Regions from separate parts of the Mus musculus genome. Here region 2 is linked to region 1. Evidence: chromatin loops called from intact Hi-C (ENCODE). Cell type or tissue: heart. All regions are shown on one strand. Links, peaks and the distances in the headings refer to the core of each region. The heading gives the core; the rest is flanking DNA.

The links. Peaks named below come from ENCODE experiments on the same cell type or tissue, not always from the same donor. Only the 100,000 strongest peaks of a DNase experiment are listed, where the experiment ranks them.
Region 2: a loop joins it to region 1, with 7 times the contacts of the local background. A loop is called at or near these places in 9 of 42 quality-filtered maps.

What each region holds. Positions count from the first base shown.
Region 1 is chr3:83,896,559-83,904,122 of GRCm38, forward strand. Tmem131l (transmembrane 131 like) reads right to left here. Exons shown (of 35, transcript NM_172681.4): 32 at 4,788-4,908; 33 at 3,769-3,860; 34 at 2,619-2,758; 35 at 1,729-2,055. The coding sequence ends at 1,783. Among named protein-coding and RNA genes, the nearest start is that of Tlr2, 59 kb to the left of the region's middle. In heart, for the core only: a CTCF peak has its summit at 3,180 (motif pointing left); a DNase peak (open chromatin) is centred at 3,203.
Region 2 is chr3:83,283,422-83,290,985 of GRCm38, forward strand. It overlaps Dchs2 (dachsous cadherin related 2), which reads left to right. Exons shown (of 20, transcript NM_001357165.2): 10 at 1,783-2,022. Among named protein-coding and RNA genes, the nearest start is that of Gm10710, 160 kb to the left of the region's middle. In heart, for the core only: a CTCF peak has its summit at 3,614; no DNase peak of the experiment used is centred there; H3K4me3 peaks cover 420 bases; H3K27ac peaks cover 220 bases; H3K27me3 peaks cover 351 bases.

The sequences.
Region 1 (7,564 bases), core at 1,946-4,445:
CAGGAGGCCACAGGACATCCAGATGGCATCTTACTCTTTGCCAGAATTGTCTGTCCTGTCCACAGTCTGAGACAGCTCCCAGCCCCGAGAAACTGCTTAGCAAATATTAAACAAATGATAACTAACTTCATGTTTCTTTAGTATTAAGGTTAAAGATGACATTTCAGTAAAGGTGAAAATTTTTATTTTGCGTGCATAATAGCAAAAAATAAAAAAATAAGTGTCTTCTCAATTTCCCAGGGGAAACGGAGATAATGCTGCCCACGCTGCAGCGTTGAACGAAGCAGTTCTGAAACGGCACTAGCATCTCATGTCTCATACTCTAGAAGCCAAGTCTGAACTTGATGCCGCAAAGGCTTTGGGGCTCTTCCTCTACCCCATGATGCTTTTACTGTAGTGGACAAAGCACAAAGGTCACCATGTAACTGTTTTAGTTCATGGGCACTGTTGGTTCACGGTGCTAAGGAACTGTTCCCCACCTGCAGAATTTGTCATCCCAAACAAGAGCTCTATGCCACTCAAGGCTAACTCCCTACTCTCCCTGTGCTCGTCCTAGGAAGCGACTGTTCTGCTGTCAATCACCCGTCTGTCCGCAGGACGTCACAGGCAGAGCCAGCCAGCATTTACCTGGCTATTCCTTTTAGCATACTGTTTTCAAAGCTTATCCTTCCGGCATGGATCAATTCCACGCCTCTTTAAGACAGGGTGGAATTCCATCTCTTGGATGTACCACTGTTTATAATCTGTCAATAAACGTGTGCTGTTTCTACTCTCTGGTTTTTAATGAATAGCAACAGGAACATGGCTGTTAAGGTATCTAAGACCTTGCCTTTTGTTCTATAGAAACAAAAATAAAAATGAATTAATATTATTCAATCCTGGAGGGTCTGTTTCACCCACACCAGGATTCTAACTTGATGTCTAGTGGGCTCCCCAGAACTATATGCCCAGAAGGCTCTGCCTTACCAAAGGGAGCCTGAGCTTATAGGACATCTGTCTCCCTTCAGGGCTCCCACAGTGAAAGGAAACCAAACAACTTCAGTGCCCCACTCAAAATCACCCCAACCTCAACCTCCAATGAAGACAAAGTGGGGATAAAAATAAACTTTTATTCAAAGTTGAAACTGTTCTCCAACTTTATTCTTAGCAACAGACATTGCCTTTTCAGAGCAGGCTTCTAACGCCAGTGACAAGCCGAGGGCCCTGTCACCAGCACCTGACTCCCTAAGTATTAGTGCTGAGGAAGGAAGTGCCCCCCTTCCCAGATGTCCAACCCTGACTGCCTAGCAGAGCGGCAAGGACCAACTGCTACCACAGGATAACAGTAAGCAGCCCCAGGACCAGAGAGCAAGCCCCTTTTCCTGGACAGCCCCCATCAGGAAGGGACTTCCTGCTAGGTGGACTTTTCTGGCTAGTCTTCACCAGACCATAAGGTCCTCTTCTAAAGCACTCACTGCCAGAGGCAGTGATGGACTAAGCCACACTCTGCAGCATCCCCACGGGTACTTGGGATGCGTGGACAGAAGTCACAGCCTCCCCTTCCTGTGGTGGAAGTTATGACCTGGGATGCCAAGTCTGTAAAACTCATTTGCAAAGGGATTAAAAAAACAAACACCCAGATTTTAAAAAGCAAAAATAAACAAACAAACAAACAAACAAAACATTTATTTTTATATAAAAGTGCCAAAATATCCACCAATGTTGTACTCTATCGCGACAACCAGTTTACGCTAGGAATCAAAACACAAGGCCCTTTATTCACATTGCTCAAAGCTCAGTCCCTCACATGTTCCCACAGTAGCTGGAGTCTCTGGACAGGGGGAAGTTTGCATTGCGATTTGCTGTGCTAGTCCATATGTCCAGGTTCATGTAGGCACGGAACGGGTTAAAGCCCAGGTAGTACTCCTTGCACATGACCTGGTTTTCCATGTGGGTTGCATGCTCTGTGGCAGGGCTGATGGGGCAGCAGGTTTCATACACTTCACTTTGTGGGGCCCAGATGGAACCAAAGAGTCCAGACATGGGAGACAAGCTTCGGGTGCTCGTGAGGTAGGACTGAAGCGGAAACAAAGGTGGACAAGAGAACCAAAGGTTAGAAACCAAGAAGGGGCTTTCCAGACAAAACACTGAGACTGAAGAGATAGCCTAGGGGACACAGCCATGATGTCATGTCTACCTGCCTACCTGAGAGCTGTTAAACCATCCCAAACATTGCTATGACATTTTCATCTGATCTGTTAAGTCTATTTGCAATCTAAAGGGTTCAGTCAAATGTCTCCCGTGAAGAAATGTGTGGTGTGGGCACAAGGGGAGACAGTGTTGTGTGGTGTGGGTCTGAGGAGAGACAATGTTGTGTAGTGTGGGTGTGAGGAGAGACAGTGTGGGCACTACAGACAGCTGCAGAGCCCCTCTTTCACCTCTAACCCCACTGAAGGCCGCGGAGGCCACTGAAGGCCGTGACACAGACTTCCTGCCTGTCTCCACATTACAGCCTTCAGAAGGCGGCCACTACTCTTGTATATGAATCCCATCAGTCTGCCTGACCTGCACTCTGTGCTGAAGCGAGCAGAGCACAGGAAGAGAGAGCAGTGCAGGGGAACAGGAAGGGCGACACTCACTGGAGAGTTGACGAGACTGGCATGGCCCCAGGCAGCGGGCATGCTGGCCGGAGTGTTCCAGGTAGAGGGGGTGCTGTGGCCAATGAAGTCCGTCTGAACTTTCGAGGAGCAGGGGAAGCCATTGGTATAATTCATGTTTTCTGTGAGGGATGGGAGAAAAACTGTTGGTGAGGTGCTGAATTCTCAGTGGAGGATAAAGGCGGCCCTAACCCTGAGTGCAATCTGCATGCTAAGACAGAGCGCCCGGCAGGGCTGCATGTCTGTGCTCACTCATTACATGGGGATACTTCTAACACAGAGGTTAGAGTATTTCTAAAGAAGTGGACAGTGCCAAACTTCTTCCCTCCCCTCAAACCCAACAACATTCAGGGCCAGGTGCGGATGGAACCCTCGGGGCTCAGGCATTCTTGGATACACCTCCCAGCTACGTGCTCTCGATTTTGTTAATTACCAGCCCTCCTCACCCTCATCAACCTGCATATAGATCACATGGCCCCATAAAGCACTTACAAGTACTAAAGCTTTAATCCTAGGGGGACAGCTGCTGTAGCTCCCTCTTGTGGTTAGCTGGCTATAACGCAGTGTCAGAATCAACACCGGACACGTGGCTGGGAAGGGCAGTGCCAGCCAAGAGAAATGCTGGCCCAGCTGTATCCTGCAGTTTCCAGATACTCGGGGAATTCCCCAGCTCTTAATACTTATTGTAACACACGTGTTTTGATGGAGCACCTGTATGTGCCCACTATTCCTGCCCCAAGCTTGGTTCCCTCCTTCAGGGTTCCCCAGACCCAGGGGTAAAGTCGGGACGCGCTGAAGAATGAGTCTATCCCATAGGAGAGTCTCCTGCTGAGAAGTTGTGGCCCTGTTCTCCAATAAAACAGCTGCCCTGTTCAGGCTATAGAGCCATAAGTGACTCAGTTCAACCTAATTTACAGGACGCAGTGGGATGAGGTTACACACAGAAGACCCCAGACACCAGAGCAAGGGCTGCCGGGAGGGTCCATTTGAAATTGCCTCTTCCCATGTGCACAAGTGGATCCAAGTAGCAGCCCCCTCAAGGATCATCCAGGCTGCACACTGTTAGGTGCACAGGCACCTTGCTTGACTTCTGAGAATGCAAGAGTGCATTGGCAATGACCGAGTGCCTTACCTTCTGGGAAGGCATTGTAATCGTTCAGTTCCAGAGGGCAGTACACACTGGGAAATTGGCCTTCGCAGGATGCACTCCAATCAATGAAACTGCTACAAAAAAACAAACAAAAATCAAGGACTAGCTTCAAGTACAGCACGCCAAGAAAGGAGTAAAGACAGAGGAATGGCTCTACTGCCCTGCATCCTCATCTGCAAGTCTCCAGGATAGGGACATAAGCAGTGTGTTCTGTCAAGTCAGAGCCAGAGGCTTAGCTTCTTGCCAAGGACATTGTACCTGCAGGACAGTTGGCTGGGTCAAGGGCACGCTGCCTTCCAAACCGCATCTGTTAGCTAGACACGGAATCTGGCGCAGCTGTATTAGCACCATGGGAAGACAAGGGGACCCTCAGTGCCCCAGTATACACCTGAAGAGCTCTGTCATGCTGCTCCTGCTAATCAAATGTCCAGCTGTCCCCAGATTACAAGCAGCATCCAGCTTGGAAAGGTCAGCACTGTAACCTGTCTGGTACTGCGGTCACTGCAGGCTGCGGTGCATTACAGGAATAAATAAGGTGGGGATACTGTTACAATGAGCCGTCAAGTGGGTCCTGTGACATCAGACACTGACATTTGCCAGGTCCCCTCACTGAGTAACAATAGTATGGCAGACTGAAGCAACCGCTATTGTGTAACAATTTGCTGATATCAGATTTCTGATCCGTTTCAGTTTGTAAGTGTGTTCAAGAATAAGCCACAGGAAAATAAAGATCTGCCCGGGAGAAGGTAATAGGAGCACTTCAGATTTGTTCCACGTATGAAATCATGCTTTCAACCTATAGGGGAACGCCAGGTGGGGCTACCAGCTGTACTGCTCTGACTTCATGTTCCTCACAGCGGCTGCTGTTGGACAGCACAGTGTAACTCCAGAAGGCAGAAAACACAAAGCTCCCAGGCATAGTCCGAGTATCTGGGATTGCCCTGAGCTCCAGCTCCGGCTCTAGTTGCCAAGCGGAGCTGTATAAGAGCAGTGGGGCCTACCTGTCAGGGATGGAGGTGGGCTCCTGAGACACCCCTGGGGCACCGTTCTCCACTGGGCAGTTGAAGCTGCTGGTCAGACACACTGGCTGGGAAGGCCACAGGCCTCCGGGTGGATACAGACCTGAGGGTTCAAGGAGGAAGGTTTAAGAGCAGAACACAGCATGGCAGAGTCCACACGGCAATTCTTTTTTTGTTTGTTTGGTTTTTTTTGTTTGTTTTTTCGAGACAGGGTTTCTCTGTATAGCCCTGGCTGGCCTTGAACTCAGAAATCTGCCTGTCTCTGCCTTCCAAGTGCTGGCATTAAAGGCGTGGCAATTCTAAGTCTGGTGGTTCAAGGCTCTCTGAGGGCCTTTCTGCTGAAGATGTGACTGCAGACAGGGAGTGAGTCAGATGCGTCTGGAAGCTCCAGCTAGGTGGGGAGCAGTCTGAGAAGGTCCAAAGTGGGTGGTACTGGGTCTCCACAGAGAAAAACCATGATTAAAGAGTGAGGGAGGGAGGGACTAGGGGCTGACTGGACTGGCACTGTGCTTGGGTGGGAAAACCCTGGCTGCTGAGCAGTGGGAGTGCTGGGCAGAAGTTCCTATGGCTACACCCATTTTACACATTCAGCCAGCAGACATACTGGGGCCTGCAGCAGGACAGCAGGCAGACACGCCGGCTGCTGGACAGAGACATGGGTTCCTCTCCTGCAACATCTACATCCATCTTGTTCAGGTGTCTTTCTGAGGCTGCTCAGGACACTCGACATTGGTGTAGCTGACAAAATGGCAACTATCCCTCTCAGGAAACCTATGTCTCATTCTGTCACACAGCTGCCAGTCTAGGAGGGCTGCACCTTCCCTGCCAGGCCGCCTTAGCACTGCATGTAACATGCCTAGCTTTCACAAGAGCCAAAGGAAGCACTACACTTCTGGTATGGGACCACCACTGCCTGCCATACCACACAGGGCGGAACCAATGTCTGCCTGTGGCTCCACCAGGAACACGCAGCAAGCTCAGGAGAACAATGCTTCCCACCCATCAAGTCTTGGGTTCCCTAAAACCAGGAGTCCATCCCGGTCTGTGTTATCCCTGCAGCAATGGAGGAAGAACTGACAGACGAAGCTCACGTCTCTTGATGTCCTGTGAGACTTGTCTAAGCCAGAGTCTCTTGTTTCCAGACAAGACATTAACTTCTGAGTAGGAAGAAAAATCTCAGGGGCTTCCCAGCCCTGACAGTCATGTCATCCCACTTATGTGTAACACATAATGGCATGCAGTAAAAAGGAGGAAGGCAGAAGGAGGTCACCTGTCAGGCCGTCAGAAAGGACTTCTGGGAGCAGGTAGTCAGGGAGGAGACGGGGAGCAAGCTGCCAGGCTCTACAGACTGAGACGGGGAGGGTGACCCGGGAAAGAAGGCCCCAGGATGACTGAGATCGGGGCCTAGGCCGTTAGAAAGAGGGACTGGAGGTGCGAGCACTGTGTACAGTAGCTGTTAGACTCCGAACAAAGGTGTTCAACCACAAGTTGGCTGTAAGATAGTTTACATTTCAGGAGAGAGGCCCAAGCTATAGACACAAATCTGAGAGATGTGGGAATTCAAGATGAGACTTGAAGTTTTAAATGTGGAGAAGACTGGCAGAGGGGCCAACCACAGAAAAGAGGGACGAGCAGGAATCAAGGCTCAGGCTCTGGAGAACCAGGGTTCCTCTGGGGTGATGAGGAAATGAATGCGCAACCACGACAGAAACTGGTCTATGGGGACCAAGGATGGGGTAACACTGCCATGTCAGGGGCTTGACTTCTGCTTCAGGGGAGCAGTGGTGAGAAGGTGGGGACACAGGCATTGAGGGCGAGGACAGAGGGAGCTGTCATCACCAACACAGACTCCCTAAGGAGGCCTCTGGGCCAGGAGCCATGGAACCCAAGAGCAGGCAGAGATGGACATCCTGAGGCAGGGTATGGCTACTGCTGGGGTCTGACAGATGAGGGGTCACCGAACACTCATGTCCTGACAGGAAGGACTTATTAGAGGACTTATTAGCAACTGACAGTGGAGAAGGGGCAGGAATGGGCGAGACTCCCAGGACAGGAGGAGGCAACAGGAGAGAAGCAGACGGCCTTCCATGGTAGGCCAGTGTGGGTGAGGAGAACTTCTGAAGGTCTGGAGTAAAAAGCAAGAGCAACTAGATTGAGGCAGAAGGCAAGTAGACCAGGACAGCGGATGCCGCTGTGGGTAGTTGAGAATAGCAGACCTGCTGGGGCTGGGCAGGACTAGCAACACCACCATGAGCTTTGCAAAGGCAGTTACCTATGGAGGTCAAGGAATTCACTCCCCAGGGGCCAGGCATTTTTGCAGGGCAGGGGCAAAAGTAGCAAGGTGAGGGAGAGCACAATGGGCAGGACAGTGTCCATGCACAGCAGACCAGGGGACAACTGACCTCATCAGGACTTGGCTAAGCAGTGCAAGAGGTGATTTAAAAAAAAAAAAAGTAGTTCTTAATGGGTAGCAGGTAACGACATCTGAAACACACATGTAAACCCAGCCTGGGACACCAGGTTTCACAGAAACTCTAGCAGACAGAAGAAAAGCAGAGTAGCCGCCACTGAGGTAAAGCCAGTTTTTGGTGTGGGGATGGAACCCAGAGCCTGGTGCTTACCAGGCAGGGGCTCCTCTGCTGAGCTCTGCTAGCCCTGGGTATCTGGAGTTTGTTGCTTCTTAATAGAGGAGAGGATTAACTAAATCTTATCCTCTAGTAACTCACAGAAATGAGTGAGCCAGCCAAACCTTCATCCAA
Region 2 (7,564 bases), core at 2,289-4,788, 610 kb before region 1:
TTTGTTGATAACTGCTTTGTAGGTAGCTCATATCTCATGGTCCAAGGGTTCAGGAACAACCACTGTGAGTCTTTGAAGTAGTGAATGCTGCTAGAAATACAGCAAAGTGGCCATATGCCAAATCAAGATCATTATGCAAGGGTTCTAGTGTGCAAATGTGCCCTTGGATTGTGTAAGCCAACATCGATCAGTAACTGAAAATTACATACAGGTTTTAATGGCTGAATTATTTTGCTCATCAGTAACATTGTTTTTTACATCAGTTGTAGCATTTTAATTTTTACATCAGCATTTACTAGGGTCACTCACTCTGTACAAATGTCACTCACTGCCAGTTCAGAGGTCTTGCTGTCACTGTGTTGTCAGATGCCACCCACTATGCTTGTTTTAAAATGTGATGTGATAAAAGGGTATACAAAAATCTCAACCCCGTGAATTTGGAAATGAACTTCTCTTTATGTAATTTTTCAGGATGTTTAAGAAACTTATGGATTACGATATAATTGTCTGTAAAATAGTGATTTCAACATGAACTTAAGGCAGGAGGATCTCAGATGTAAACTATTTGGCCAGCTGTGAAGAACATTATTTGGAATGAGAATCAATGTGTCAGATTTGGAAGCTGTGAGCATAGTTGGCTCTACTCTGTTGGGAAATTTTATCAGAACATTTCTCAGATCCTGACATATGGTTCCCTTCTGAGGCTCACATGAACACCACCTAAGTGCCCAGCTGACAAGAGATTCTCCAGACACAGGCTCATGGTCTTTGCAAGCTCTCCTCAGAGCTGATTTAATGCTACTTTAAATGCTTTCCAAGATGCCCAAGGAAGGTCTGTTTCAGCCTCTTAAAAAGGAAGAATAAACTTGAATTGTGTCTTAGTAATGCTGGCCTCATGAATCTTGAGCTATTACAATGGCTATTTCTCTTGAGGTATTTTTCAAAGACAAAATGATAATTGAAGAATGTATCCATATGAGATGGGAGTTTTTTCCTCTTACAAGACTCATGTTTCTAATAAAAATAAATGGCATAGTGAGTTTTCCTACAGCCTCAATGTATATAATGATGAGTAATTATTAAACAACTATTTTCAAGGTCCTTCTCAATATTTAATTATTTGAAGAAAATATTAGGGAGTCAATCATCCTAAAAGAAATACACAACAGTTATTATTTTATGATGGCTGTCTGTGTAAAACACTGTACACACACGGAGTTGTGTGGTTCAACAGTAGGATAGAAAAGTGGCTTTTTGTGAAGTTTATTGTCTGTGTTGCAAAACATTTTATTTGCCCTTTATTGTTAATAAAGCAAGTGGCAAGTAACCAAGAGTCAGTATAAGAGATGCCAACTCCTTAACAGAAATCAAATGTCTGAACAATGGAGTCATATACACATTTTAATAACTTGTTTGCTTCTAAGTGTGTCATGCATCATAGACTATATGTTATTAGTATCATAGATGCTTTTGAAGGTGAGGGAAATGTTCTGTAGACTAACGACTTTGCTGTAGGCCTCTCAGGTATAGGCTAGACTTTTAAATTTGTCATTTGTCTTTACAACTCAATTTGACTTTCTGACTAAGAACATTAACTTTCTGTTGTAGATAATATATGAATATGAAGTTGGCTCAATAAATGTCTTTCTCTTTTTTTATGATTCACTCACTTTCAAAGAGAACTGAGTTTTCAATTGAGTAAAGCGATGTAAGCTGTGGTAGAGTAAGCAAGCAGTCTTAAGATGACATCCATAGCTCACTGTGTCTTCTCTTTCAAAGCAGGCTTGCTGAGGATAGCCTGCCCTTTGGATTATGAAGTGAAAACTCAGCATATCCTGACCCTCGTGGCCCATGATGGTGGCATGCCAGCACGCTCTTCATCCCAGACTCTGACAATCACTGTCCTTGATGTAAATGATGAGACACCAGCATTTAAGCAACTTCTGTATGAAACTTCAGTTAAAGAAAACCAAAGTCCAGGGGTGTTTGTTACAAGGGTTGAAGCTGAAGACACGGATTCAGGTAATCTGAAAAATAGGTAGTAGATGCTATTAAAAAAAAAGCATGTAAGAGTTATATAGTTAATATAAAATAGTACTCATGGGAGAGAGTAGCCTATGAGAGACATAGATAACACAGTAGGAAAATGGCTGCCAGGGAGCCGAGTAACCTGGGTTGGCTTTCTGGAACCCATGATAGAAGATAAATGATTCTGGAGTGTTCTTTTTAGACTTCCACACATGTGCTATACCGCATGTGTACTGTGCATGTACTTACCCATAAACACTAACAGTAAACAAATTAAGAAAAATAATAGCTATGGGGAAACAGAGTTACCACTTACCTCAAATATCAAGTATTTTCAAAGCATACATGAAACGAAAAGCTGTAGCTGGTGCTTGTTTTTGTCTAGCATCTGTTTGTGTTGATCCTTATTATTATCTGGAGTGGCACCTGCCTAATAAACACATAACTTATTGATTTTCACGAGGATGCAGCAAGCAGAGGTACCCACGTGGCCACATTTATCTCAGCACACTGGATGCACTGAGCGTGAGAAGTGTAGTGCTTCTTCATCTCCTCAGTGCTTCTTCATCTCCTCAGTGCTTCTTCATCTCTTCAGTGCTTCTTCATCTCCTCAGTGCTTCTTCACCTCCCCAGTGCTTCTTCATCTCCCCAGTGCTTCTTCATCTCCCCAGTGCTTCTTCATCTCCCCAGTGCTTCTTCATCTCCCCAGTGCTTCTTCATCTCCTCAGTGCTTCTTCATCTCCTCAGTGCTTCTTCATCTCCCCAGTGCTTCTTCATCTCCTCAGTGCTTCTTCATCTCCTCAGTGCAGGACAGGCTCGCTCCAAGGGCTCATGAGCTCACGTCACACAGCCCAAGTTTGAATCTCAGAATTATCTCTCCCTAAAGCTGTGCAACTTGGAAGAAGTTACTAACCAACCTCTCTGTTCTTCTTGTCTGTAAAATGGAGACAATTGTGGTGCTTAATATGTCGTCCTGTTAGAAGTATGAAGGCATGACTGTGTGGAAAGAAAGACTGTATGAATATCTGGCACAGTCAATAGCAATGTCAACTACCATTTTTAGTTTTACAATGAACACAGAATAGAGACACAAAAATCTAAAATGGGCAGTTACGGTGGCAGGGAATTCATGAGTGTCTCCGACTTGCTCTTGAACAGCGCTGAGGCTCTTTGGATGTCTAAGGCACAGTAGATTTAATGACATTCCGTTTTTATTTTAAACTAAATCGTGATAAAATTGACAGCTCGGTGTTTCAGGTTTTGCTATTAACAGCACTTTCTGAGTTTTCCCATCAGAATTATTGCAAACCATCTAATTAACCAGTCTTTAAAACTTACATTTGTAAAATTTGCACTTACGTTTCCACAACCCCGAGAGGGCTCTCAGTGGTGTTTCTCCCATAAATGTTGATCAGAAGAGTAAACGATAGATTTCTTTAGCTTTCAAACTAAGTTCTAAATTGCTCAGCTGCTCTGATCTCTTGGGAAACACCACTGTGCATCGATGAGCCTTTGATGTGAATTTGTCTAACATGTTTAGGGACGCTTTTCAAGGGCTAACGTAATTTTCCCTCTTTGACCAGAGAGGGGCAGTGTGATCAAAGACTTTTCCTCGGACATGGACAGAACAGAGCATGCTCACAGCTGCTCTCGGTCCCTGCTTAGAAGTTAGCGCTTTTCCATCCCTGTTTGCTTTTGGGTGACAGGAACAATGGGGAACACACTCAAGCTGCCCGTTTCACAGTGGTCCTAGTTCAGCAATGTTCTCGTCCATGGTTGCTGCTGTAACCATCAGCAGGAGCCTCCGAAGGATCGCGTAGGCTGAAGACACTGCTGATGAGCAGCTTAGCAGCCTGCAATCTTTTTTTCCCCCTTGGCCACACTTCGTTAATTTTATTGCCTGTACAGGATTCTACTATATACAGGCATTTCTTTTTCTTTTATATTTGAAAAGATGAAAAAAAATTTCTACCCCCCTCTCTGAAAGTATTAACAAGACTGCCATATGCAAATCTGTCTACTTTTTCTTTCTTCCTTCCTTCCTTCCTTCCTTCCTTCCTTCCTTCCTTCCTTCCTTCCTTCCTTCCTTCCTTTCTTTCTTTCTTTCTTTCTCTCTCTCTCGTTCTTTCTTTCTTTCTTTCTTTCTTTCTTTCTTTCTTTCCTTCTTTCTTTCTTTTTCCTTCCTTCCTTCCTTCCTCCCTCCCTCCCTCCCTCCCTCGCCCCCCTCTCTTTTTCTTTTTTCTTTCTTTGCTGTGTAGTTACTTTCTTTTGAGTTGAAACCTTATCATTATAGACATCAAAAATACAACTGAAAATTCAGATGTACAGTTATTACTTTTGCAGCTTTACACTTGTGGATGTTTAAAGTACAACTTAACATCCCCCCCAAACTTCATCTCATCTTACATGTCTTGGAGATGGTTTGGATTACTGAAAGATTTTTGTTTTCTTTTTTTATCAAATTGATAAAAATTTTAAAAATATTTTTGGAGAATTTCATACAAGTACTGTATTTACTGTGTTTTTAATGAAGCCAGATCTGTTAAGCGATTAAGCAGGTGTTTTTGTAAATACATATGAGTGTGTGTGTGTGTGTGTGTGTGTGTGTATTTGAATATATTTCTTCTGGATCTTTTTTCTTTTTGTGTTTTTCCCCTTTCCTTTTCTTTTTCTTCTTTTTGCACTTAGTGGGTTAAAAGAATGGAACAGGATTATGCATGAGAATTAAATGACGTACTTGGGATTTTAACATAACTGGCATCGGGTTGGAATTTATGAATGGTTTACTTTATAGTATGTATTAAAGAAATACTATAGTGTTACTTAATACCAGAGAGCTGAGCATATGTGTTCTGGCATTCTAGAATGCAGATTTTTGAAACGTAACCACTCAGTGCTGTTTGGCATTCGAAGTCCAAAGGGATTTGAATGTTTATATTGTGTGACTCACTCTAAATCTAGCAGGATTTTTTTCTTGTATTAAAAGGAGAAAAAAAAAACAACTACTAGATTTTAACTGAGGTATTAAAATTTTCCCAGTATTTGGTTCCATAACAAGAGCTCCATTGTTAGTGCATAGAGCTGACTGTGGCTGCCTCTGGCTCCCCGGAGGAAGAGGCACCTCGCAGGGCAGATGGCTTTGGGGTTATGGCACTTGCTCAGTAGTGGTGAAATGTGACACCTTAGCAAAACAGTGCATTGGTCAGTAAGATGGGAGTTTCTATTCTGTGCAAATGTCCTCTGTACCCAGTGCCATCCTGAAGAAACTACATATGGTCTCCAGACAGGACTTTCTCTTTGTGCAAGGTACTGCAGTACCCTGACAGGAATTTCTCTGTGTGTGAGGTACAGCTGTGCCCTTCAAACCCAGTCTTGGAGTCAGGGGAAAGCACAGTACTTCCCTGACTCTAATTCGGACACCACTTCTCATGATATGCATCTAACATCAGATATGTAAAATGTAGGAGAAAAGTTTTAGAACAAAAGGCAGACATTAAGTAGGAATTCCTCGCCTCTCCGACTCTGGAGTACTCCGTGTTCTCCTCATAAGAGCCATTGTGTACACTTTTCAAGAGAAGTCGTACACACGCCCATTAAATCAAGAGGCTAAATTATCTTTATTATCATTGTTATCACTATCTGGGCATGAAACCAGGGGTTGGCACATCTTAGGCAAGTGGTCTATCATGAGCTTCATCCCCATCCCTAGATACTAAAATATTCAAATATATGGCAGTTTTAAATATCTTCTCTCAATAGCAGACAATAGGGCTGACTATTAAGTTTTTATTGTCAACTTCTTGATCATGGTATCGCTCCTGCTGGGCAAGCATAATGTCACTTTCTTTATGAAGATGTATTTCCTCTGGCCATCTACTGCTGCAGATATCCACCGATTGCTCACAGGAACTCTGCTGTAGTTGCTCATCAGTCTGCTTTCTGAATCTTTACCAACAGCCCTTGCTGGTTTTAGGTTCAGTCCAGCCCAGCGGTGCATTAGAAAGCTATAGGATCCTGGCGCCACCCAGTCTTATTTGTTCTCTTCCTGATTCCAGAAACTTTCAATTTAGGCCATTGGGAATGTAAGATCTTGAACTTCTCAATCTGAGGCCGTTGCTAGAGGAAACAACGTAACATGCTTTGTATAGGGTTAGTCTACTTCTGCTAACATCTTACTAATGTCCTGTTGACCTTTTGTTGGTGTTTGGTTGACCCACACTATGTCGATTTTTCTCTATATGGATTCCAACTATAAATGCACTTAGAGAAAGGGGGAAATGTGTAAGGACCAGTCATTATCTCACACTGAGATTGTCTTTGTTAAAACTTTGGTCTAAACTCGGACTTTGTTGTATTTGTTGACTATCTCCCTTCTACACTATAGACCCGGATTTAGTATATTTTGCTTTCTTTTAGCCCAGATTCTTGTGGTAGCCAGACATACAATGTAAGCACTCAATGGAGAAAGCAAGGCTCACGAGTCATAAATGGCTTCAGGTTGTTTGAAATATATGAATTTACTTATTTATTTACCTCCTCCCCAACAATAAGTGAAGCACGTCCTCTTTTGGCTTTAGAAATGTCTGAGGGTGTGGGCATTGGAAAATAGAATAATATGTATTATTCCTAGTAGACAGAAAGTGTTAATAAGTCTTCACAATCCAATGTTATATTCTGCTGCGAGTCATAGGTCTTTCTCTTGTAGTTTAAATTGGTTTTATATATATTTCCAAGGTGTGTGTCAATATGGATTCTTATCTCCCTATAACCTACATTTCCATCTTGGTGCCCACCACACTGCAGGCTCTGGCTGTGGGTGTCAGTGGACTTTTTCATTCCTTTGTCTCTGTTGTGTATCTGCCGTTCAATGCAGGTCAAGTCTTCAAGAACATTGATCTTGAGGGCTATCATAGTAGATTGGCAATCTTCTGTGAATCAAGCTGCCAAGTTTAAAACTTCAACTTGTCATTTGCTTTCTGTAAATTATACTGACATTTGGTTCCCTAACCACTTTGAGACTTTTAATGATCACTTCTTCACAGTCCAACCCAAGTGGTTGGTTATCTGTTTTATCACACAAGTGATGATTTACTGGTATTCTCTCTCTCCTGTGACAAGACACTGGCACTCTATTCCAGGACAAAGAGGCCAGATCCCACACTATGCAGGACCTTCTCCTTGTGACAAATGTTCTTGCCAGTTATGTTCTGCCAACAATATTAGATGCTGCAATAATTTTGCTGGACAGCTGCATGAGCAAGGACACAAGTATGAAGGTTGGGGTGAGGGGAGAGAGAGAGAGAGAGAGAGAGCTGAGGCTGGAAGCATCTACCACTTAGATTCAAAATGAGAAGTTTTGAAACTCAGAGGACTGACAATAAGAGGAGGGACAGTGTAGAATCTGGAATTAAAGGGACAGAATTCTGCAGAATCTGCAATGTTAAATGGACAGAATAGCATTGCTATACAATATGTAATTAGAAAAAAGTCCAATCTGCCCCTCTTTAAAAATACTTATTATTTATTTATTTTATTT